Linked DNA regions of Homo sapiens: region 1 is linked to region 2. A link is a loop called in an ENCODE intact Hi-C map of the cell type or tissue named here. Cell type or tissue: chondrocyte. All regions are shown on one strand. Links, peaks and the distances in the headings refer to the core of each region. The heading gives the core; the rest is flanking DNA.

Region 1 (12,167 bases), core at 2,172-10,171, 56 kb after region 2:
AGCTCCATCTAGCATCTTTCCCCACACTGTCACCCCCAGCACCAGGGGACTGAGGGTTGATGACCTGGTACACCACCGCCTGGATCTGCTGCAGTGTCCTTTCCTGTCTAGTCCGCACTCAAAGCTGACCTCTTCCTATATTATACCCAGACAGTGGGCCAAACAATATACTTAGATGTGGAATGTGGTGTTGCCAGGACACAGAGAAGCTCACCAGGTAGTGTGCTTCCTTCCTTCTGTTGAGGATGCAAGATGCAAGTTTGTCTTTTACTTTGGAGAGGACAGCCCTGCATGCCCCTAACCACTGGACCCATAACACTTCACTGCAGTGGCCACTCTTGAAGCTCTGTAAGGTTAATCTTCACCTTCTGTAGTGCACATGTTTTGCCAAAGAACTCAGCATACTTTCCTCCTCTTGCTCATCCATCCCAATCTATGTGATATTGCCAATGAAATGAAGAGATTTAGTATTCTGTGAGATGTCTGATTTGTCCAGATCTCTTAAGGTGATATTTATAGAAGGTTGAGGAGTTAAAGTAGCCCTGAGGCAAGCTATCAATAAATGTATTATAAATCCCATGTGAATGTGAATCATTCCATATCCATTTTCTAAATGGAATGGGAAAGAATGCACTCACCAAATGCATGGCTGTTTGCCATGTGCCTGAGGCCTTATTAATCTCCCCAAGCAGTGATATCCAGCCAGCATGGCAGCTGCAATCAGGACTCCTACTTGGTCAAGTCTGGAGTAATTCCATTCATTCTTTATCAGGCTTCTTCAGGGATAGACTGCTGAATTATATGGAGATAATAGGCAATCCCAACACCACCCCCCATCCTTCAGCTCTCTAATGGCAGTGCCACCCCTACAATATCTGCAGTACCCTCCTGAAGTCCCACCTGGGGCGCAATATTGCTTCTGGCTTGGTTGGGATGAGGGAAGTTTTAGATGATGATTCCCTTTGGGCTTCAGCACAATGATAGCCCTTACTCTCCAGACTAGGGATGTAGTGTGGGGGTGACCCTCTTTGCCAGTGCATCAAGGCCAATTATGCATGTGGAGAATGGGGAGATAACCAGGACTGGGTTTATGAACCCAGTGGTCCCACAGTGGGCCATAATGTGTCCAGGTTTACTTCCTGGCCTCCTTAAGCCCCACTGTGGATTCTGAATCTGAAGCTTGGCTGAAGTCTAGGAATTGAGACTGGGATCATGACTTTGTATTTAGTCAAACACCCTCAGTCTCCTGCTCCTCAATTCTTGCATTCCCATCATAGATATGAAGCAGTGCCCTCGCTGGCTGCCCATCTGTTCTGACGCTGGGACACCACCTTTTACTAACCTTTCCCAAAACTCCATGAAGGTTGAGCCCCTTTGGCTGCTACTCTGGGTTCTCACAGTAACTGTGCCCTCTATCTTTTGCAGGTCACTGCAAAGGAGGGTTCCTAAAGCATTCACTCCTGATCCTGAGGGAGGTGGGTGCACTCACTCCAGGTCTCAGGTCCGCCACAGAAAAGCAAAAACTCCTCACATTCAAAACTGTCCTGGGCCACATTCAGCCTGCGAGCTATGGGTTGGACAAGCTAGCATCTAGAACATATGTACCACAACGCCAGAAATTTTTCTATTTTCACCTTAATGATGCTTTCTAAATGCAAAAGCAGTCATATCCCTAGCAGACAACAAATGTCAGTTGAATGAATGATCACTGTAAAGCACTTCTCTATTCTGAAGCCAATATCTTTGTTAAGGTAGCCTCAGGGCAAATGCTGTTTTGTGGCAGCTAAAGAACAACATCATCTCATGTGGACATCGATGCCGCCAGTGCTTTTCTCACTAGGACTGCTTGTGTGTCCTCCCTCCCTCCCTACCTCCTCCCACACCAACCCTCTTGCACACTGCAGCACACAACCATATTTTTCTCTTCAGGAAAGATAACCCTAGGCTTATGGGTACAATTTTCCAACCACGTATGAATCTAAATTAGACTCTGCTTTGTAAATCCATGAGTTTGGATTGGAGCCAGCACTAGGATTACTACAACTCAGGGAAGGAAGAAGAGTAAGAGAGCAGAAGAGGAGCTCCAACAAAAAGTTCACTATGATGAGAAACTATGGGACCCCTCCTCTCTGCAAATTTTAGAATCTGCTTCCTTTAAAAAGATTGGAGGCAAGATGAAAAATACAATCCAGGAAAGAGCCCTGGGAGGAGGGCAAGAGCTGGACAGGTCTGAAAATTAGTCTCTTGATACCACAATGAGATTTGTATGCAGGGACCACCGTAGGTGACATCCAAGTCCCTGTGATCACAGGTGGTGGTAGGACAAGGTTCTACTGAAGGGCCAAGGAGAATGAAGGAGCAAAGATGACCCAGCTGAGCAGTGACCACATAAAGTCCATACTGGCCTGAGCACCCACTAGGCACAGCCCCATCTATTCTCCTCCCCTGCAACAAATCAGCACAAGAAACACATGGACTCTGGAAGGTTCTCATGTGTTCCATTTATTTTGTCTCTCAAATTTTAGGAATCTTCTCCTTTAATTAAGTCATCAACCTCTCATGGCAAGAATTTGAAAAAGTAAATGTTTACTCAGATTCTAATTTTAAGAGGGAAGTAAGAAGTTACAGCTCAGTGCACATAAAGTTGAGAAAAAGATGGAGACATCTCAGCCCCTCCTCTCTGGAACAGGAAAGATGATTGGGGAGGGAACACAGATCAGCGTGGGGAAGAGGGTCATGGTGGACATGAGGGTGGGTTGGTCTCCCCTCCTCCACACATTATGCCTACAGGAACACAGACACATTCAGGTGCCTTTGTAGAAAGAAAGTCAGGGTTCTTCAAGTCACAAAGGGAAGGCAGGAACAACTCTTGCCTCTCAGTCCCACACAAGGCAGCTGTCTCACACTATAGAAAAAATATTCATGAACAAATTCATATCTGTCCCAGTAATGGATGACACTTTGGCAGCCCATCGCATGCTCAAAACATCAAATTCAAAGAACCCCATAGCACAGCTGTGTCCACTGTTCCCCCCCAACATCCCCCACACATCAGGCCCCCCAAGGTCTCACCTTTCAAGCCGTGAGAGACACATCAGAGCCCTGGGCACTGTTGCTGCCTCGAGTAGAATAAAAACAGGACCTGGTCAGATCCCACAGTAGATGTGGCTAGAGGAAGAATTGTGGGGTGGGTGAGCTCCCCCATGGGCTCCCAAACACAATATCCAAAGGATTTCAGGGATCAGCCTCCTTCATACTTACTTGCAGCCTGAGAGTAGCTCCCTCCTTTTCTATCTGTGGGAAGAAAATGTCCTGTGAGATGCCAGAAAGAAGCCAGGGCCATAAGGTCCTAGAGGAACCTCCAAGTCTCGGACCCCAGAGAAGTTTCCAGAAATGTGCAACTGCAGACCCAGGGTGGGATCAGGAAACATGAAGAAAGCAGATATGGGTCCTGGACCAACCGCCCTTCTGAGGTCTGTCCTTGGGGACCTTCCCCTGTGACTTGTGACTGCTGGGATCAGGTCCCATCACCACAGTCATCAAGGTGATAAATCTGTCCCTCATTGTAACAGGTGCTTTACAAAAGAGTAAGTGCTGGCACACACGGCCCAGGCTGGGTAGGCCCATGAGTGTGGATGGTGCTTCCCAGTAACCAGGCAGGGCACTTCTACCTGGGGCTTGGAACTCTCAGTGAGACAAGAAATCTCAGACCACACTCCTCACCCCTTCCTTACCTGAGCTCTTCTTCCTCCACATTACAGCAGCGACCACAGCTCCAGTGACCACAGCTACAAGTAGAACCAGGCCAGCAACGATGCCCACGATGGGGACGTTGGGCTGGGAAGATGGCTCTGGGAAAAGGGGGGAAGGTGAGGGACCCTGACCCTGCTAAAGCTCTCCAGAGAGGCTCCGGCTTTCCCTAAGAGACATGACACCCCCATCTCCCTCCTTACCCCATCTCAGGGTGAGGGGCTCGGGCAGACCCTCATGCTGCACATGGCAGGTGTATCTCTGCTCCTCTCCAGAAGGCACCACCACAGCCGCCCACTTCTGGAAGGTTCCATCCCCTGCAGGCCTGGTCTCCACGAGCTCCGTGTCCTGGGTCTGGTCCTCCCCATCCCGCTGCCAGGTCAGTGTGATCTCCGCAGGGTAGAAGCCCAGGGCCCAGCACCTCAGGGTGGCCTCATGGTCAGAGATGGGGTGGTGGGTCATATGTGTCTTGGGGGGGGTCTGACGGGAAGAGTCAGAAAATTCAGGCATTTTGCATCTGTCATGGGACACTCCTCCAGCACGCATGTGGCCATCTTGAGAATGGACAGGATGCCTGGGGTGGGGAAGGGAGCACAGAACCCAGACAACAGCCTGGACACAGGCACCTGGGATAATCTCCTATTCCGTGGAAAATTCTAGTCCCTGAAGAGGGAACAGCGACTTCTGGTCCTGACCTGAGTGGAGGCTGAGGGACTCAGAAGAGCTGGACTCAGACCCCCACGCACATTGAGTGTGAAGCAGAGAACAAGGCCTGAGAGGAAAAGTCACGGGGCCCAAGGCTGCTGCCAGTGTCAAAGGGAACCACTCATCAGTATTCCAGGGATTGTCTTCCCTTCATTTCCTCACAGATTTCATCCCTTAATTGTGTCAGAGAGCAGGGCGGACCCTCAGAGTCACTCTCTGGAAACCCAGGAGGATTCTTCTCCCTCAAGACCAGAGGGAGGGCGATATTATAGTGTTGGTCCCATTTGTCTCCCTTTCTTGTGGGAGGCCAGCCCCGGAGATCTACAGGCGATCCGGGAGGCGCCCTGTGGCCCCTGGTACCCGCGCGCTGCAGCGTCTCCTTCCCGTTCTCCAGGTATCTGCGGAGCCACTCCACGAACTCGCCCTCCAGGTAGGCTCTCAGCTGCTCCGCCCGACGGGCCGCCTCCCACTTGCGCTTGGTGATCTGAGCTGCCATGTCCGCCGCGGTCCAGGAGCGCAGGTCCTCGTTCAGGGCGATGTAATCCTTGCCGTCGTAGGCGTGCTGTTCATACCCGCGGAGGAAGCGCCCGTCGGGCCCCACGTCGCAGCCATACATCACCTGCATGGTGTGAGAACCTGGCCCCGCCCCCGCGGTCAGCCCGGTCCCCCGAGCCCCGCCCTGCCCCGACCAACCCGCGGGGGTTTTGGCCTAAACTGAAAATGAAACCGGGTAAAGGCGCCTGGGCCTCTCCCAGGTCAAGGGTCTCGGGGTCCCGCGGTTTCGGGGTGGATCTCGGACCCAGAGACTCGAGGCGACCCGGCCCTCCGTGGGGGATGGGGAGGGGTCGTGACCTGCGCCCCGGGCCGGGGTCACTCACCGCCCTCGCTCTGGTTGTAGTAGCGGAGCGCGATCCGCAGGTTCTCTCGTTCAGTCTGTGCCTGGGCCTTGCAGATCTGTGTGTTCCGGTCCCAATACTCTGGCCCCTCCCGCTCCATCCACGGCGCCCGCGGCTCCTCTCTCGGACTCGCGTCGTCGCTGTCGAACCGCACGAACTGCGTATCGTCCACGTAGCCGACGGAGATGAAGCGGGGCTCCCCGCGGCCGGGCCGGGACATGGTGGTGTAGAAATACCTCATGGAGTGGGAGCCTGGGAGCGAGGAGGAGCTGAGACCGGCCCGACCCTCCTCCCTGCGCGGATCCCCGGGTCCTGCGCCCCCGCCGGGCGGGCCCCTCGCTCCTCCCGACCATTTCCCTGCAGACCCTGCACTCACGCGCCCAGGTCTGGGTCAGGGTCAGGGCCAGGGCCCCTGAGAGCAGCAGGAGGAGGGTTCGGGGCGCCATGAGCACCATCCTCGGCGTCTGGGGAGAATCTGAGTCCCGGTGGGTGCGTGGGGACTTTAGAACCGGGACCGCGGCGGCACCGATTGGCTTCTCTAGAAACCCGACACCTAGTGGGAATGAGAACTGTGTCCGCTTCGTGAGTATCAAGGAAGAAGGACCCGTCGCAGGTTGTGAGAAGAAGAGAAACTGCGGAGGTGGCGAATCCCTAAGGCGGGGCATCCCCAATCCATACACCGCCTTCGGGGCCTGAGACCCTGAGAGCCACGCCTGGGGCCCTGGGACTTCGCCCTGACCCCGCTCCTCCTGTGCCAAGCGCTCTGTCTCAGTGTTTCCCTGAGTCTTGGCCCAGGAGCTGTCTGAGAAACCAGGAAGAAACCCTCGGCATGGGCCCTGTCCCTCTCCCTTCACTTTTCATCCCGGAATCTCCGTCCCTGAACTGGACTCCCTGTCCACCTGGACTCTTCTAGAAGAAAACTCACCCACGGAGTTTGGTGACAGAGAGTGAGCTTGCTCTGGGAATGGAGGTGTAGAAACTGTTTTTTGTTTTCCTTTTTGTTTTTTTTTTTTATTGGGAAAAGTTGTGCCTGAGTGCATGAGACAGAATAGAGACCAGTTTATTTATTTATTTGTTTATTAAATACATTGGATAGCAGAACCTTGGTAACCCCTGAATGATCAGGAATCTAATCGGTAAAAAATGTGACTTTGGCCCCATGATGTATAAATGTGCCCAAAAGCGTTACAACAGGACTCACAAAGCTTCTAAGTTTCACTTTTGCAGTGTACCTGTGACTCCCGCTTGTCATATTTTAAATTTGCCATCATTCCATAGCTTTGAGTTTCTGTGTGAGTCCAGGATATCTCCTCAATACAAAGTAGCACACTGTGTACTTTGCAACCAGGTACGTTACAACCAGGAGTCAGTACAGGCTTTATTCACCTCAAAGTTGCAACTGTTCAATGTAGTCGCAATGCCCCTCACTAGTGCTCATGCACTGTCTGTTTTTAGGAAGTATCCACTGCTAAGTGTTGTGTATATTTTATAGGAACACTTAGTAATTTTTAAACCTGATTAACATTAAAAAATTAGTTTTTAGGCAGACCCACATAAAGTATTAAAGGCCAACTGCCAAGGACATCCTGCAGGGCTCTGTAGATGGATGTATTAAAATCCATAAAACAATGTATTTAAACCTAAGAATTCTGCTGCTTTCGAATTCTTTCCTCTGCTCCTTTTCTTCACCTCCTGCTTCTCCAACCCTTCCCTCCATTCTTCTCATCCTTCAGGCCGTCCTGTCCCCTTAGTCCCCACCACACTGTCACTTGTGAATTGTGACACTAGCACTGTCCCATGACCTGTTACGTGACTGTTCTTTTCACAGTGGTCCTGCTCCTGGGAGTCAGAATGTGTCATCTCTCCACTTAAAACACTCCAGTGTCTCCACCTCGGTCTTGTGAAACTTCTGGAGTGTCAGGCACGTGAGCATATGAGGGGATATCTGGTTTATCGTAGGGACTAAATTAATTTTTGTCGACTGAATGAATGAAATATGAGTGTATTAAATTGCATTACAGATAATTATAAAGTGCAAAACACGGAAGAAGTTCAGAAAGATTTTATTTTATGTAACTAGTGTGCATATCAATTCATCAATTCATTCGTGCACTACCACGCCTGGCGAAACAACACCCATTTATCTGCTTATAGTTCCTTGATCAGAAATCTGGGCAAAATGTGGATGGAATCTCTCTTCTGGGCTTCCAAAAGCTGTGTTTTCATTTTGAATCCTCCTTCAGGCTTATACAGAGGTGGCAGAATGCAGTTTCTGGCAGTTGTAAGACTGAGGTCCCTGTTCCTTGCTGGCTGTCAATGTAGAGAACAGGGAGGGCTGTGCTTGATTCCTGGTCCTCACCAGCATTCTTTCCTACACAGCCCCTTCATTTTTAATTTTATTTATTTATTTTTTTGAGATGGAGTCTCGCTCTGTAGCCCAGGCTTGGGTGCAGTGGCGGGATCTCGGCTTACTGCCAGCTATGGCTCCCGGGTTCACGCCATTCTCCTGTCTCAGCCTCCCAAGCAGCTGGGACTACAGGCACCCGCCACTACGCTTGGCTATTTTTTTTTTTTTTTTTGTATTCTTAGTAGAGACAGGGTTTCACCGTGTTAGCCAGGATGGTCTCGATCTCCTGACCTCGTGATCCGCCCGCCTCATCCTCCCAAAGTGCTGGGATTACAGGCGTGAGCCACCGCACCTGGCCCACAGCCCCTTCATTTTCAAAGCCCATGCTGGAGGAAACCCCTCATGCTGAGTCCCTCTCACACTGTGAGTCTCTATGCTCAGGAAGAACCCAGTCCTTTCAAGGTCTCACCTGATTAGGACAGTCCAAGCAGGATAAACCCAGCCTAAAGTCAACTAATTGAGACCCTTAATTATATCCACTAACTCCCTTCACAGCAGCACCTACATTAGAGTTGATTGAATAACTGGAGGATGGTGAATGACCAGGAGCTGGTTGTTGAGGGCATAATAGAATCAGCCTAGCAAGGGTTGGATCTTCCTTTTGTGTTTACTTCGGACACAGTTGGAAATTGAAGTTCAAGTAAAGTGATCATTGTGAATGGTCATAAAATACATCCTCTTCAGCCATGGAAATTCTCCTTACCTTTTAAAACTAAGTTACGTGTTTAATATCTTATAATTAATTTACGCCAGGTATGGTGGCTCATGCCTGCCATCCTAGCACTGTGGAAGGCAGAGGAAGGCAGATTTGTTGACTCCAGAAGTTCAAGATCAGCCTGGGCAAAACCCCCATCTATACAAAAAATTAGAAAATTAGCCAGGCATAGTAGTTCATGACGGTAGTCCCAGCTACTCAGGAGGCTGAGATCAGTGGGTCCCTTGACCCCAGGAGGTCGACACTGCAGTACATGGTGATCATGCCACTGCACTCCAGCCTGGGTGACAGAGCGAGACCGTGTCTCAAAAATAATAATGATGACGATGATACATTTAAAGCAAATGCAATTTAATGTGTAATAATACATCCTCTCTTGTGAAAGTGTATTATTTATTTACTATTGCATAACAAATTATGTAAAACTTAGCTCAAAACAACAAATATTCCTCATCTGCCGCAGTTTCCAATGGTCAGGAGTCCAGGAGAGGTTTCCCTGAGTGCTTCTTGCTCGGGGCCTCTCACAAGGTTGCAGTACAGTTGTCAGCCAAGGGCTGCATCATCTGAGGGCTTCACTGGGGCTGAGGATTCACATGAAACATGGATCAGTCATATGGCTGTTGGAAAAGGCCTAGTTCTTTGTTGTCTGTTCCCAGAACGCCTCGGTTCTCAGCCACATGGACCTTCCTGCAGGGCTGCTTGTGGCACAGCAGCTGGCTTCCCCCAGAGCTCATGATCCCAGAGACAGAGAGAGAGAAGGTGGAAGCCACAGTGAGTTTTAGGTTCTACACCCAGAGTCACAAACCATTATGTCAGCATTATTCTGTAAGTTAGAAGTTATATTAGTCCATTCTCACACTGCTATAAAGAAATACCTGAGACTGGGTAATTTATAAAGGAGAGAGGTTTAATTGACTCACAGTTCTGCATGGCTGAGGAGCCTGCCCCAGGAAACTTACAGTCATGGCAGAAGTGGAAGCAAACACATCCTTCTTCACATGATGACAGGAGAGAGAAATGCAGAATGAAGCAGGGAAAAGCCCCTTATAAAACCATCAGATTGCATGAGAATTCCCTCAGTATCACGAGAACAGCATGGGGGCACCGCCTCCATTATCCAATCACCTCCCATGTGGTCCCTCCCCCAATAGGTAGGGATTACAATTCGCATAACAATTCAAGATGAGATTTGGGTGGGAACACAGAACCAGGCCATATCAGAAGTGCCTCATTAAGTCCAAGCCACACTCAGGAGAGGGAATTAAGATGCACCTCTGGAAGGGAACAGTATCAAATGTTTTGAATATATGTTAAAAGCAAAATTATAACTATTGTTTCAGGTTTTTGAAAATCAAAGACTTCTTTTATCTAATTATTTTTCATTAACTCTTTCAGCTTGTCTTTTTCTTTAAGCTTGTTTTTTAATTTAATTTTTTTTAAGTTTCAGGGTACACGTGCAGGATGTGCAGGTTTGTTACATAGGTAAACATGTGCCATGTTGGTTTGCTGCACCTGTCAACTCATCACCTAGGTATTAACCCTGGCATGCATTAGCTATTTTTGCTAATGATCCTCCCACCACCACCCTGCCCCAATAGGCCCCAGTGTGTGTTGTTCCTCTCCCTGTGTCCATGTGTTCTCATTACTCAGTTCCCAATTATAAATGAGAACATGTGGTGTTTGGTTTTCCATTCCTGTGTGAGTTTGCTGAGGATAATGGCTTCCAGCTTCATCCATATCCCTGCAAAGGACTTGATCTCATTCCTTTTTATGGCTGCATAATATTCCATGGTGTATATGTACCACATTTTCTTTATCCAGTCCATCATTGATGGGCATTTGGGTTGATTCCATGTCTTTGCTATTGTGAATAGTGCTGCCATGAATGTAAACATGCATATATCTTTATAATAGAATGATTTATATTCCTTTGGGTATATACCCTGTAATGCAATTGCTGGATCAAATGGTATTTCTGATTCTAAATCTCTGAGGAATCACCACATTGTCACTGTCTTCCACAATGGATTAACCAATTTACTTTTCCACCAACAGTGTAAAAGCATTCCTATTTCTCTGCAACCTCGCCAGCATCTGGTGTTTCTTGACTTTTTAATAATTGCCATTCTGACTGGCATGAGATGGTACCTCATTTGTGGTTTTGATTTGCATTTCTCTAATGATCAGCGATGTTGAGCTTTTTTTCGTATTTTTGTTGGCCACATGTATGTCTTCTTTAGAAGTGTCTGTTCAAGTTCTTTGTCTACTTTTTATTGAAGTTTTTTTTCATGTAAATTTGCTTAAGTTCTTTGTGGATTCTGATTACTAGACTTTTGTCAGATGGATAGACTGCAAAATTTTTCTCCCATTCTGTAGGATGTCTGTTCACTGTGATTGATGATAGTTTCTTTTGCTGTGCAGAAAAAAATGCCTAATCAAATTGCTTTTCATTTACAAAAATGTGAATCTCATACTTCAGTAAACACACCTAGCTTAGCATGATGCCAATAATTTTGGCTTGATGCTGTAGCCTGAAATGGTTAGTTCTAATTGAGAAACAAGTTTTTTTCAAAAACTGGCTATTTGATGGGCATTCTATAATAAACTTAACATCTTTTGTTGTGGTATTGAATGAGATGTGATAGAAGTGATTTGGACACCACTGTGATTCTAAATAGCGCTGCTATTACATGCTTCTGAATTTTTTTTTTTCTTTTTAGCAGTCCTATTCTGTTTTCCATTCATATTTGCTATTCCATCACTGGGTATTCCTTCCTACTCTTTTCATGTTTCATTTATTTTGATCAATGATGTGCATTTCCAATCTGTAAAAGTTTATTTCAGTTTAATGTGTGGTAAAATGTAACATCAAATCTTTGCAAGATGAAATTATCTTGCACAGCAGATTGAACATTGTATCATTGAAAATCTAGAGAGATGCCAGGGAGCCAAGGATCAAATGACCTATTTGTAGCCAAGGCCATTTTCATGGCATCCTGGTCCTCTCTGTCACATGGCTCCTTACAATTCTCTGTGGTTTTCTTCCAATGTAAGTAGTTCTTGTTAAGAATCTTTGCAATGAACTTTGAAATTCTTTTCTTTTTCATTTCTATAAAAAACAGGTATATTTTAATTTGGAAAACTCTGTTTAAGGAATTATAATCAAGTATCTACCAGGGTGCCCAGCACTGGTGTAAAACACAAACCTGTAAAGCTACCCTGGGCTGCTACCCAGTCACCCCCTAGAAGGAGACCGTTGGGAGCAAGTCCCCCAAAATCTGGCCATAAACTGGCCCCAAGACTGGCCATAAACAAAATCTCTGCAGCACCATAACATGTTCATAATGGCCCTAACGTCCAAGCTGGAAGGTTGCGGGTTTACGAGAATGAGGGCAAGGAACACCTGGCCTGCCCAGGGCGGAAAACCGCTTAAAGGCATTCTTAAGCCACAAACAATAGCATGAGTGATCTCTGTCTTAAGGGTGTGTTCCTGCTGCAATTAACTAGCCCAACTTATTCCTTTAATTCGGCCCATCCCTTTGTTTCCCATAAGGGATACTTTTAGTTAATTTAATATCTATAGAGACAATGCTAATGACCGGTTTGCTGTTAATAAATATGTGGGTAAATATCTGTTTGGGGCTCTCAGCTCTGAAGACTGTGAGACCCCCAATTTCCCACTTCACACCTCTAT
Region 2 (11,366 bases), core at 923-8,922:
GGTGAGGATGCAAGATGCAAGTGTGTCTTTTACTTTGTGTGTGTGTGTGGCGGCGGGGAGCTCTGCATGCCCCTAACCACTGGACCCATAACACTTCACTGCAGTGGCCACTCTTGAAGCTCTGTAAGTTTTATCTTCACCTTCTGTAGTGCACATGTTTTGCCAGGGAATTCAGCGTACTTTCCTGCTGTTGTTCATCCTTCCCAATTTATGTGATATTGCCAATGAAATGAAGAGATTTAGTATTCTGTGGGATGTCTGATTCGTCCAGGTCTCTTAAGGTGATATTTATAGAAGGTTGAGGAGTTAAGGTAGCCCTGATGCAAGCTATCAATAAATGTATTATAAATCCCATGTGAATGTGAATCATTCCATATCCATCTTCTAAATGAAATGGGAGGGAATGCACTCACCAAATCCACAGCTGCTTGCCATGTGCCTGAGGCCTTATTAATCTCCCCAGGCAGTGATATCCAGCCAGCATGGCAGCTGCAATCAGGACTCCTACTTGGTCAAGTCTGGAGTAATTCCATTCATTCTTTAGCCATATCAGGCTTCTGCAGGTACAGATTGCTGAGTTATATGGAGATAACAGGCAATCCCAACACCACCCCACATCGTTCAGGTCTGTAATGGCAGTGCCACCCCTATAATACCTGCAGTACCCTCCACAAGACCCACCCTGAGGCACAATATTGCTTCTGGTTTGGCTTGGATGAGGGATGTTTCCCTTTGGGCTTCAGCACAGTGAGATCCCTTACTCTCCAGACTAGGGACACAGTGTGGGGTGACTCCAGTTGCCAGTGCATCAAGGCCAATTATGCACTCAGAGAATGGGGAGATAACCAGGACAGGATTTATGGAACTGGTGATTCCACCATGGGGCATAATGTATCTAGGTTTATTCCCTGGCCTCTGTAAGCCCCAGTGTGATGGGGGACATAATGGTGCTGTAGGAATCTGGGCAGCAATGTCAGCTCACACCCAATGTTAATACTTATCCCATCTCCTGATTAAATGGCTATAGGCTCCTTTGCAGAAGGGCTGATGGAATTGTCCCAGCATATAACCATCATCGTGTCCCAAGGTTCTTTCTCTTAGGGATATAGATATGTCCTTAGTCACTGGATTCTGAATCTGAAGCTTGCTCCTCAATTCCACATGCTTATCATAGATATCAAGCAGTGCCCTTGCTGTCTGCCCATCTTTTCTGACCCTGGGACACCACCCTTTATTAACCTTCCCCACAACTCCTTGAAGGTCAAGCCCCCTTGGCTGATACTCTGGGTTATCACAGTAAATGTGCCCTCTATCTTTTGCAGGTCACTGAAAAGGAGGGTTCCTAAAGCATTCACTCCTGACCCTGAGGGAGGTGGGTGCACTCACTCCAGGACTCAGGTTCACCACAGATAAGCAAAAAAGTCCTCACATTCAAAATTGTCCTGGGCCACATGCAGCCCACGAGCCGCGGGTTGGACAAGCCTGCATCTAGAACGTATGCACCATAACCCCAGACATTTTTCTGTTTTTACTTTAAGGATGCTTTCTAAATGCAAAAGCAGTCATATCCCTAGCAGACAACAAATGTCAGTTGAATGAATGATCACTGTAGAGCACCTCCCTATTCTAAAGCCCATATCTTTATTAATGTAGCCACAGGGCAAATGCTGTTTTGTGGCAGCTAAAGAACATAAGTTCACGTGGACATCCATGCCGCCAGTGCTTTTCTCACCAGGGCTGCTTGTATGTCCTCCCTCCTCCCACACCAACCCTCCTGCACACTTCAGCACAAAACCATATATTTCTCTTCAGGAACAATAACCCTAGCCTTATGGGTACAATTTTCCAACCACATATGAATCTAAATTAGACTCTGCTTTATAAATCTATGAGTTTGGATTGGAGCCAGCACTAGGATTACTACAACTCAGAGCAGGAAGAAGAGTAGGAGGGCAGAAGAGGAGTTCCAACAGAAAGTTAACCATGATGAGAAACTATGGGACCCCTCCTCTCTGCAAATGTCACAATCTGGTTCCTTTAAAAAGATTGGAGAAAAATCGAAAATACCATTAAGGAAAAAGCCCTGGGAGGAAGGCAAGACCTGGACAGGTCTGAAAATTTGTCTCTTGATACCACAAGGAGATTTGTATGCAGGGACCACCCTAGGTGACATCCAACTCCCTGTGATCACAGGTCTTGGTGGGACAAGGTTCTACTGAAGGGCCAAGGACAATGGAGCAGCAAAGATGACCCAGGTGAGCTGTGACCACATAAAGCCCATGGTGGCCAGAACAGAAACTGGGCACAGCCCCATCTACTCTCCTCCCCTGCAACAAATCAGCACAAGAAACACGTGGACTCTGGAAGGTTCTCATGTCTTCCATTTATTTTGTCTCTCAAATTTTAGGAATCTTCTCCTTTAATTAACTCATCAACCTCTCATGGCAAGAATTTGAGAAAGTAAATTTATACTAAGGTTCTAATTTTAATAGGGAAGGAAGAAGTTACAGCTCAGTGCACCATGAAGTTGAGACAGAGATGGAGACACCTCAGCCCCACCTCTCTGGAACAGGAAAGATGATTGGGGAGGGAGCACAGGTCAGCGTGGGAAGAGGGTCATGGTGGACATGGGGGTGGGGTGGTCTCCCCACCTCCTCACATTATGCCTACACGAACACAGACACATGCAGGTGCCTTTGCAGAAACAAAGTCAGGGTTCTTCAAGTCACAAAGGGAAGGGCAGGAACAACTCTTGCCTCTCAGTCCCACACAAGGCAGCTGTCTCACACTATAGAAAAAAATATTCATGAACAAATTCATATCCATCACAGTGAGGGGTCACACCTTAAACAGCCCATCGCATGCTCAATACATCCAATGCAAAGAAACCCCATAGCACAGCTGTGTCCACTGTTCCGCCCAACACCCAACACACATTAGGTCCTCCAAGCTCTCACCTTTACAAGCTGTGAGGGACACATCAGAGCCCTGGGCACTGTCACTGCCTGGGGTAGAACAAAAACAGAACCTGGTCAGATCCCACAGAAGATGTGGCTAGAGGAGGAATTGTGAGGTGGGTGGGCTCCCCCATGGGCTCCCAAACACAATATCCCAAGGACCTCAGGCATCAGCCTCCTTCATACTTACTTGCAGCCTGAGTGTAACTCCCTCCTTTTCTATCTGTGAGAAGAAAATGTCCTGTGAGATACCAGAAAGGAGCCAGGGCCTTAAGGTCCTAGAGGAACCTCCTAGTCTTGGACCCCAGAGAAGTTTCCAGAAATGTGTGACTGCAGACCCAGGGCGGGATCAGGAAACATGAAGAAAGCAGGTGTGGGTCCTGGACCAATAGCCCTCCTGAGGTCTGTCCTCAGGGACCTTCCCCTGTGACTTGTGACTGCTGGGATCAGGTCCCATCACCGCCGTAATCAAGGTGATAAATCTGTCCTTCATTTTAACAGGTGCTTTACAAAAGAGTAAGTGCTGGCACACAGGGCCCAGACTGGGTAGGCCCATGATTGTGGACGGTGCTTCCCAGTAATGAGACAGGGCACATTTCTAGCTGGGGCTTGGAACCCTCAGTGAGACAAGAAATCTCAGACCCCACCCTTCACCCCTTCTCCACCTGAGCTCTTCCTCCTCCACATCACGGCAGCGACCACAGCTCCAGTGATCACAGCTCCAAGGAGAACCAGGCCAGCAATGATGCCCACGATGGGGATGGTGGGCTGGGAAGACAGCTCTGGGAAAAGAGGGGAAGGTGAGGGGCCCTGACCCTGCTAAAGGTCTCCAGAGAGGCTCCTGCTTTCCCTAAGAGACATGACACCCCCATCTCCCTCCTTACCCCATCTCAGGGTGAGGGGCTTGGGCAGACCCTCATGCTGCACATGGCAGGTGTATCTCTGCTCCTCTCCAGAAGGCACCACCACAGCCGCCCACTTCTGGAAGGTTCCATCCCCTGCAGGCCTGGTCTCCACGAGCTCCGTGTCCTGGGTCTGGTCCTCCCCATCCCGCTGCCAGGTCAGTGTGATCTCCGCAGGGTAGAAGCCCAGGGCCCAGCACCTCAGGGTGGCCTCATGGTCAGAGATGGGGTGGTGGGTCATATGTGTCTTGGGGGGGTCTGACGGGAAGAGTCAGAAAATTCAGGCATTTTGCATCTGTCATGGGACACTCCACCAGCACGCATGTGGCCATCTTGAGAATGGACAGGACACCCGGGATGGGGAAGAGAGCACAGAACCCAGACACCAGCCTGGACACAGGCACCTGGGATAATCTTCTATTCCCTGAGAAGGGAACAGCGACTTCTGGTCCTGACCTGAGTGGAGGCTGAGGGACTCAGAAGTGCTGGACTCAGACCCCCACACACATTGAGTGTGAAGCAGAGAACAAGGCCTGAGAGGAAAAGTCACGGGCCCAAGGCTGCTGCCGGTGTCAAAGGGAACCACTCATCAGTATTCGAGGGATCGTCTTCCCGTCACTCCTTCAGAGATTTTATCCCTTAATTGTGTCAGAGAGCAGGGCGGAACCTCAGAGTCACTCTCTGGTACAGGATCTGGAACCCAGGAGGATTCCTCTCCCTCAGGACCAGAGGGAGGGTGATATTCTAGTGTTGGTCCCAATTGTCTCCCCTCCTTGTGGGAGGCCAGCCCGGGAGATCTACAGGCGATCAGGGAGGCGCCCCGTGGCCCCTGGTACCCGTGCGCTGCAGCGTCTCCTTCCCGTTCTCCAGGTATCTGCGGAGCCACTCCACGCACGTGCCATCCAGGTAGGCTCTCAACTGCTCCGCCTCATGGGCCGCCTCCCACTTGCGCTTGGTGATCTGAGCCGCCATGTCCGCCGCGGTCCAAGAGCGCAGGTCCTCGTTCAGGGCGATGTAATCCTTGCCGTCGTAGGCGTCCTGCCGGTACCCGCGGAGGAAGCGCCCGTCCGACCCCACGTCGCAGCCATACATTATCTGGATGGTGTGAGAACCTGGCCCCGACCCCGCGGTCAGCCCAGTCCCCCGAGCCCCGCCCAGCCCCGACCAACCCGGGGGGATTTTTGGCCTAAACTGAAAATGAAACCGGGTAAAGGCGCCTGGGCCTCTCCCGGGGCAAGGGTCTCGGGGTCCCGCGGCTTCGGGGTGGATCTCGGACCCGGAGACTGTGGGCGACCTGGCCCGTCCGTGGGGGATGAGGGGTCCTGACCTGCGCCCCCGGCCGGGGTCACTCACCGGCCTCGCTCTGGTTGTAGTAGCCGCGCAGGGTCCCCAGGTCCACTCGGTCAGTCTGTGACTGGGCCTTCACATTCCGTGTCTCCTGGTCCCAATACTCCGGCCCCTCCTGCTCTATCCACGGCGCCCGCGGCTCCATCCTCTGGCTCGCGGCGTCGCTGTCGAACCGCACGAACTGCGTGTCGTCCACGTAGCCCACGGCGATGAAGCGGGGCTCCCCGCGGCCGGGCCGGGACACGGATGTGAAGAAATACCTCATGGAGTGGGAGCCTGGGGGCGAGCAGTGGCTGAGACCTGCCCGACCCTCGTCCCGGCGCGGCTCCCCCGGTCCTGCGCCCCCGCCAGGAGGGCCCCTTGCTTCTCCCCGCAGAGGCGGTTTCCCTCCCGACCCCGCACTCACCCGCCCAGGTCTGGGTCAGGGCCAGGGCCCCCGAGAGTAGCAGGAGGAGGGTTCGGGGCGCCATGACGGCCATCCTCGGCGTCTGGGGAGAATCTGAGTCCCGGTGGGTGCGTGCGGGCTTTAGAACAGCGACCGCGACGACACTGATTGGCTTCTCTGGAAACCCGACACCCAATGGGAGTGAGAACTGGGTCCGCGTCGTGAGTATCCAGGATGAAGGACCCTACGTAGGTTGGGAGAGGGAGAAAAGAAACTGCGGAGTTGGGGAATCCCCAAGGCTGGGACTCCCCAATCCATACACCGCCTTCGGGGCCTGAGACTCTGAGAGCCACGCCTGGGGCCCTGGGACTTCGCCCTGACCCCTCTGCTCCTGTGCGAAGCGCTCTGTCTCAATGTCTCCCTGAGTCTTGGCCCAGGAGCTGTCTGAGAAACAAGGGAGAAACCCTCGGCATGGGCCCCGTCCCTCTCCTTTCACTTTTCATCCCATTATCTCTGTCCCTGAACTGGACTCCCTGACTCCCACTCCTTACCTGTCCACCTGGACTCTTCTAGAAGAAAAATCACCCCATGGAGTTTGGTGCCAGAGAGTAAGCTTGATCTGGGAATGGAGGTGTAGATTTTTGTTGTTGTTGTTTTTGTTTTTAATCCGGAAAAGTTGTGCCTGAGTGCATGAGACAGAATAGAGACCAATTTGCTCTTTGTTTATTAACTACAGTGGGTAGCAGAATCTTGGTAACCCCTGAATGATCAGGAATCTAATAGGTAAAAAATGTGACTTTGGCCCCTTAATGTATAAATGTGTCCAAAAGCATTACAACAGGACTCACAAAGCTACTAAGTTGCACTTTCCCAGACAATGTATCTGTGACTCCTGCTTGTCTTACTTTAAATTTGCCATCATTCCTTAGCTCTGAGTTTCTGTGTGAGTCCACGACATCTCCTCAATACAAAGTAGCCACTGTGTTCCTATATGTTGCAACCAGAAGCCATTACAGGCTTTATTCACCTCAAAGTTGCAACTGTTCAAGGCAGTCACAATGCCCCTCACTAGTGCTCATGCACTGCCTGTTTTTAGGAAGTATCCACTTCTAAGTGTTGTGTATATTTTATAGGAACACTTAGTAATTTTTAAACCTGATTAACATAAAAAATAGTTTTTAGGCAGACCCACATGAGGTATTAAAAGACAACTGCCAAGGACACCCTCCTAGGCTCTGTAGATTGATGTATTAAAATCCATAAAACAATGTCTTTAAACCTAAGAATTCTGCTGCTTTCAAATTCTTTCCTCTGCTCCTTTTCCTCACCTCCTGCTTCTCCAGCCCTTCCCTCCATCCTTCTCATCCTTCAGGCCCTCCTCTCCCCTTAGTTCCCACCACACTGTCACTCATGAATTGTGACACTAGCACTGTCCCATGACCTGCTACGTAACTGTTCTTTTCACAGTGGCCCTGCTCCTGTGAGTCGGAGTGTGTCATTTCTCCACTTAAAACACTCCAGTGTCTCCACCTCGGTCTTGTGAAGCTTCTGGAGTGTCAGGCACTTGAGCATATGAGGGGATACCTCGTTCATTGTAGGGACTAAGTTAATTTTTGTTGACTTAATGAATGAAATATGAGTGTATTAAATTGCATCACAGATAATTATAAACTGTAAAACACTGAAAAAGTTCAGAAAGATTTTATTTTATGCAACTAGTGTGTATATCAATTCATCAATTCATTCGCACACTACCATGCCTGGCAAAACAACACACATTTATCTGCTTATAGTTCCTTGGTCAGAAATCTGGGCAAGATGTGGATAGAATCTCCATTCTGGGCTTCCAAAAGCTGTGTTTTCATTTTGAATCCTCCTTCGGGTTTATACAGAGGTGGCAGAATGCAGTTTCTTGCAGTTGTAAGACTGAGGTCCCTGTTCCTGGCTAGCTGTCAATGTAGAGAACTGGGAGGGGCTCAATTCCCGGTGCTCACCAGCGTTCTTTCCTACACAGCCCCTTAATTTTTCTTTTTTTTTTTTTTTTTGAGACGGAGTCTGGCTCTGTAGCCCAGGCTGGGGTACAGTGGCCCAATGATCTCTGCTCACTACAAGCTCCGCCTCCTGGGTTCACACCATTCTCCTGTCTCAGTCCCAAGTAGCTGGGACTACAGGCGCCCACCACTATGCTCTAATTTTTTTTTTCTTAGTAGAGACAGGGTTTCACCTTGTTAGCCAGGATTGTCTCGACCTCCTGACCTCATGATCCGCCCGCCTCGGCCTCCCAAAGTGTCGGGATTACAGGCGTGAGCCACCGCGCCCGGCCCATAGCCCCTTCCTTTTCAAAGCCCATGGTGGAGGAAACCCCTCATGCTGAGTCCCTTTCACACTGTAAGTCTCTATGCTCATGAAGAACCCAGTCCTTTCAAGGACTCACCTGATTAGGACAGTCCAAGCAGGATAAACCCAGCATAAAGTCAACTAATTGAGACCCTTAATTATATCTGCTAAATCCCTTCACAGCAGCACCTACATTAGAGTTGGTTGAATAACTGGAGGAAGGTGAATGACCAGGAGCTGCTTGTTGAGGCCATCATAGAATCAGCCTAGCAAGGGTTGGATCTTCCTTTTGTGTTTAATTGGGACACAGTTGGAAAGTGAAGTTCAAGTAACGTGATCATTGTGAATGGTCATAAAATACATCCTCTTCAGCCATGGAAATTGTCCTTACTTTTTAAAACTAAGTTACATGTTTAATATCTTATAATTAATTTAGGCCAGGTGTGGTGGCTCACATCTGTCATCCTAGCACTGTGGAAGGCAGAGGAATGGAGATTTGTTGACTCCAGAAGTTCAAGATCAGCCTGGGCAAAACCTCCATCTATACAAAAAATTAGAAAATTAGCCAGGCATGGTAGTTCATGATGGTAGTCGCAGCTACTCAGGAGGCTGAGGTCAGAGAGTCCCTTGACCCCAGGCGTTCGACACTGCAGTGCATGGTGATCATGCCACTGCATTCCAGCCTGGGTGACAGAGCAAGACCCTGTCTCAAAAATAATAATGATGATGATGACACATTTAGAGCAAATGCAATTTGATGTGTAATAATACATCCTCTCTTGTGAAAATATATTATTTACTGTTGCATAACAAATTACGTAAAACTTAGCTCGAAACAACAAATGTTTCTCATCTCCCACAGTTTCCAATCGTCAGGAATCCAGGAGAGGTTTCCCTGAGTGCTTCCTGCTCAGGGCCTCTCACAAGGTTGCACTCCAGTTGTCAGCCAGGGGCCGCAGCATCTGAGGGCTTCGCTGGGGCTGGGAATTCACAAGAAACATGGATCAGTCACATGGCTGTTGGAAAAGGCCTGGTTCCTTGTTGTCTGTTCCCAGAAGGCCTCAGTTCTCAGTCATGTGGACCTTCCTGCAGGGCTGCTTATGGCACAGCGGCTGGCTTCCCCCAGAGCTCATGATCCCAGATTCAGAGAGAGAGAAGGTGGAAGCCGCAGTTAGTTTTATGTTCTACACCCAGAGTCACAAACTGTTATGTTGGCACTATTCTATAAGTTAGAAGTTGTATTAGTCCATTCTCACACTGCTATAAAGAAATACCTGAGACTGGGTAATTTATAAAGGAAAGAGGTTTAATTGACCCACAGTTCTGCATGACTGAGGAGGCTGCCCCAGGAAACTTACAGTCATGGCAGAAGTGGAAGCAAACCCGTCCTTCTTCATGTGGTGACAGGAGAGAGAAATGCACAATGAAGCAGGGAAAAGCCCCTTATAAAACCATCAGATCTCATGAGAATTCCCTCAGCATCAGGAGAACAGCATGGGGGCACCGTCCCCATGATCCAATCAACTCCCATGAGGTCCCTCCCCCAATAGGTAGGGATTACAATTTGCATAACAACTCAAGATGAGATTTGGGTGGGAACACAGAACCAGGCCATTTCAGAAGTGCCTCATTAAGTCCAAGCCACACTCAAGAGAGGGAATTAAGCTGCACCTCTAGAAAGGAACAGTATCAAAGGATTTGAATATATGTTAAAAGCAAAATTATAACTATTGTTTCAGGTTTCTGAAAATCAAAGTCTTCTTGTATCTAATTATTTTTCATTAACTCTTTAAGCTTGTCTTTTAATTTAATTTTTTTTTAAGTTCCAGGGTACATGTGTAGGATGTGCAGGTTTGTTACATAGGTAAATGTGTGCCATGTTGGTTTGCTGCACCTGTCAACTCATCACCTAGGTATTAACCCTGGCATGCATTAGCTATTTTTGCTAATGATCCTCCCATCACCACCCTCCCCCAACAGGCCCCAGTGTGTGTTGTTCCTCTCCCTGTGTCCATGTGTTCTCATTGCTCAGTTCCCAGTTATATATGAGAACATGTGGTGTTTGGTTTTCTGTTCCTGTGTGAGTTTGCTGAGGATAATGGCTTCCAGCTTCATCCATATCCCTGCAAAGGACTTGATCTCCTTCCTTTTTATGGCTGCATAATATTCCATGGTGTATATGTACCATATTTTCTTTATCCAGACCATCATTGATGGGCATTTGGGTTGATTCCATGTCTTTGCTATTGTGAATAGTGCTGCCATGAATGTAAACATGCATATGTCTTTATAATAGAATGATTTATATTCCTTTGGGTATATACCCTGCAATGGGATTGCTGGGTCAAATGGTATTTCTGGTTCTAAATCTTTGAGGAATCGCCACACTGTCACTGTCTTCCACAATGGATTAACCATTTACTTTTCCACCAACAGTGTAAAAGCATTCCTATTTCTCCGCAACCTTGCCAGCATCTGTTGTTTCTTGACTATTTAATAATTGCCATTCTGACTGGCATAAAATGGTATCTCATTTGTCGTTTTGATTTGCATTTCTCTAATGATCAGTGATGGGAGCTTTCTTTTTCATATTTTTGTTGGCCACATGTATGTCTTCTTTAGAAGTGTCTGTTCATGTTCTTTGTCCACTTTTTAATGAAGTTTTTTTTCATGTAAATTTGCTTAAGTTCTTTGTGGATTCTGAATACTAGACTTTTGTCAGATGAACAGATGGCAAAATTTTTCTCCCATTCTGTAGCATGTCTGTTCACTCTGATTGATGATAGTTTCTTTTGCTGTGCAGAAAAAAATTGCCTAATCTGATTGCTTTTCATTTACAAAAATGAGAATCTCATACTTCAGTTAACACATCTAGCTTAGCATGATGCCAATAACTTTGGCTTGATGCTGTAGCCCGAAATGGTTAGCTTGAATTGAGAGACAAGTTATTTTCAAAAACTGGCTATCCAATGGGCATTCTATAACACACTTAACATCTTTTGTTGTGGTATTGAATGAGATGTGATAGAAGTGATTTGGACACCACTATGATTCTAAATAGCACTGCTATTATGTGCTTCTGAATTTTTTTTCTTTTTAGCAGTCCTATTCTGTTTCCATTCATATTTGCTATTCCATCACTGGGTATTCCTTCCTACTCTTTTCATGTTTCATTTATTTTGATCAGTGATGTGCATTTCCAATTCTGTAAAAGTTTAATTCAGTTGTATGTGTGGTAAAATGTAACGTAGAATCTTTGCAAGATGAAATTACCTTGCATAGCATATTGAACATTGTATTATTGAAAATCTAGAGAGATGCCAGTGAGCCAAGGATCGAATGACCTATATGTAGCCAAGGCCGTTTTCATGGCATCCTGGTCCTCTCTGTCACATAGCTCCTTACAATTCTCTGTGGTTTTCTTCCAATGTAAGTAGT

The links. Hi-C counts contacts between places; a loop is a spot of excess contacts. Peaks named below come from ENCODE experiments on the same cell type or tissue, not always from the same donor. Only the 100,000 strongest peaks of a DNase experiment are listed, where the experiment ranks them.
Region 1: it touches region 2 in a loop (4-fold over the local background); 35 of 110 quality-filtered maps call a loop at or near these places.

What each region holds. Positions count from the first base shown.
Region 1 is chr6:29,881,391-29,893,557 of GRCh38, reverse strand. It overlaps the pseudogene HCG4P7 and the pseudogene HLA-H. Among named protein-coding and RNA genes, the nearest start is that of HCP5B, 14 kb to the right of the region's middle. In chondrocyte, for the core only: a CTCF peak has its summit at 5,554; DNase peaks (open chromatin) are centred at 4,935 and 5,556.
Region 2 is chr6:29,936,873-29,948,238 of GRCh38, reverse strand. HLA-A (major histocompatibility complex, class I, A) reads right to left here and starts at 5,707. Exons shown (of 8, transcript NM_002116.8): 1 at 5,613-5,707; 2 at 5,213-5,482; 3 at 4,696-4,971; 4 at 3,842-4,117; 5 at 3,623-3,739; 6 at 3,148-3,180; 7 at 2,958-3,005; 8 at 2,369-2,788. The coding sequence starts at 5,685. The coding sequence ends at 2,784. LOC124901298 (a long non-coding RNA gene) reads left to right here and starts at 2,646. Exons shown (of 3, transcript XR_007059541.1): 1 at 2,646-3,458. It also overlaps the pseudogene HCG4P5. In chondrocyte, for the core only: a CTCF peak has its summit at 5,406; DNase peaks (open chromatin) are centred at 4,755, 5,358 and 5,748.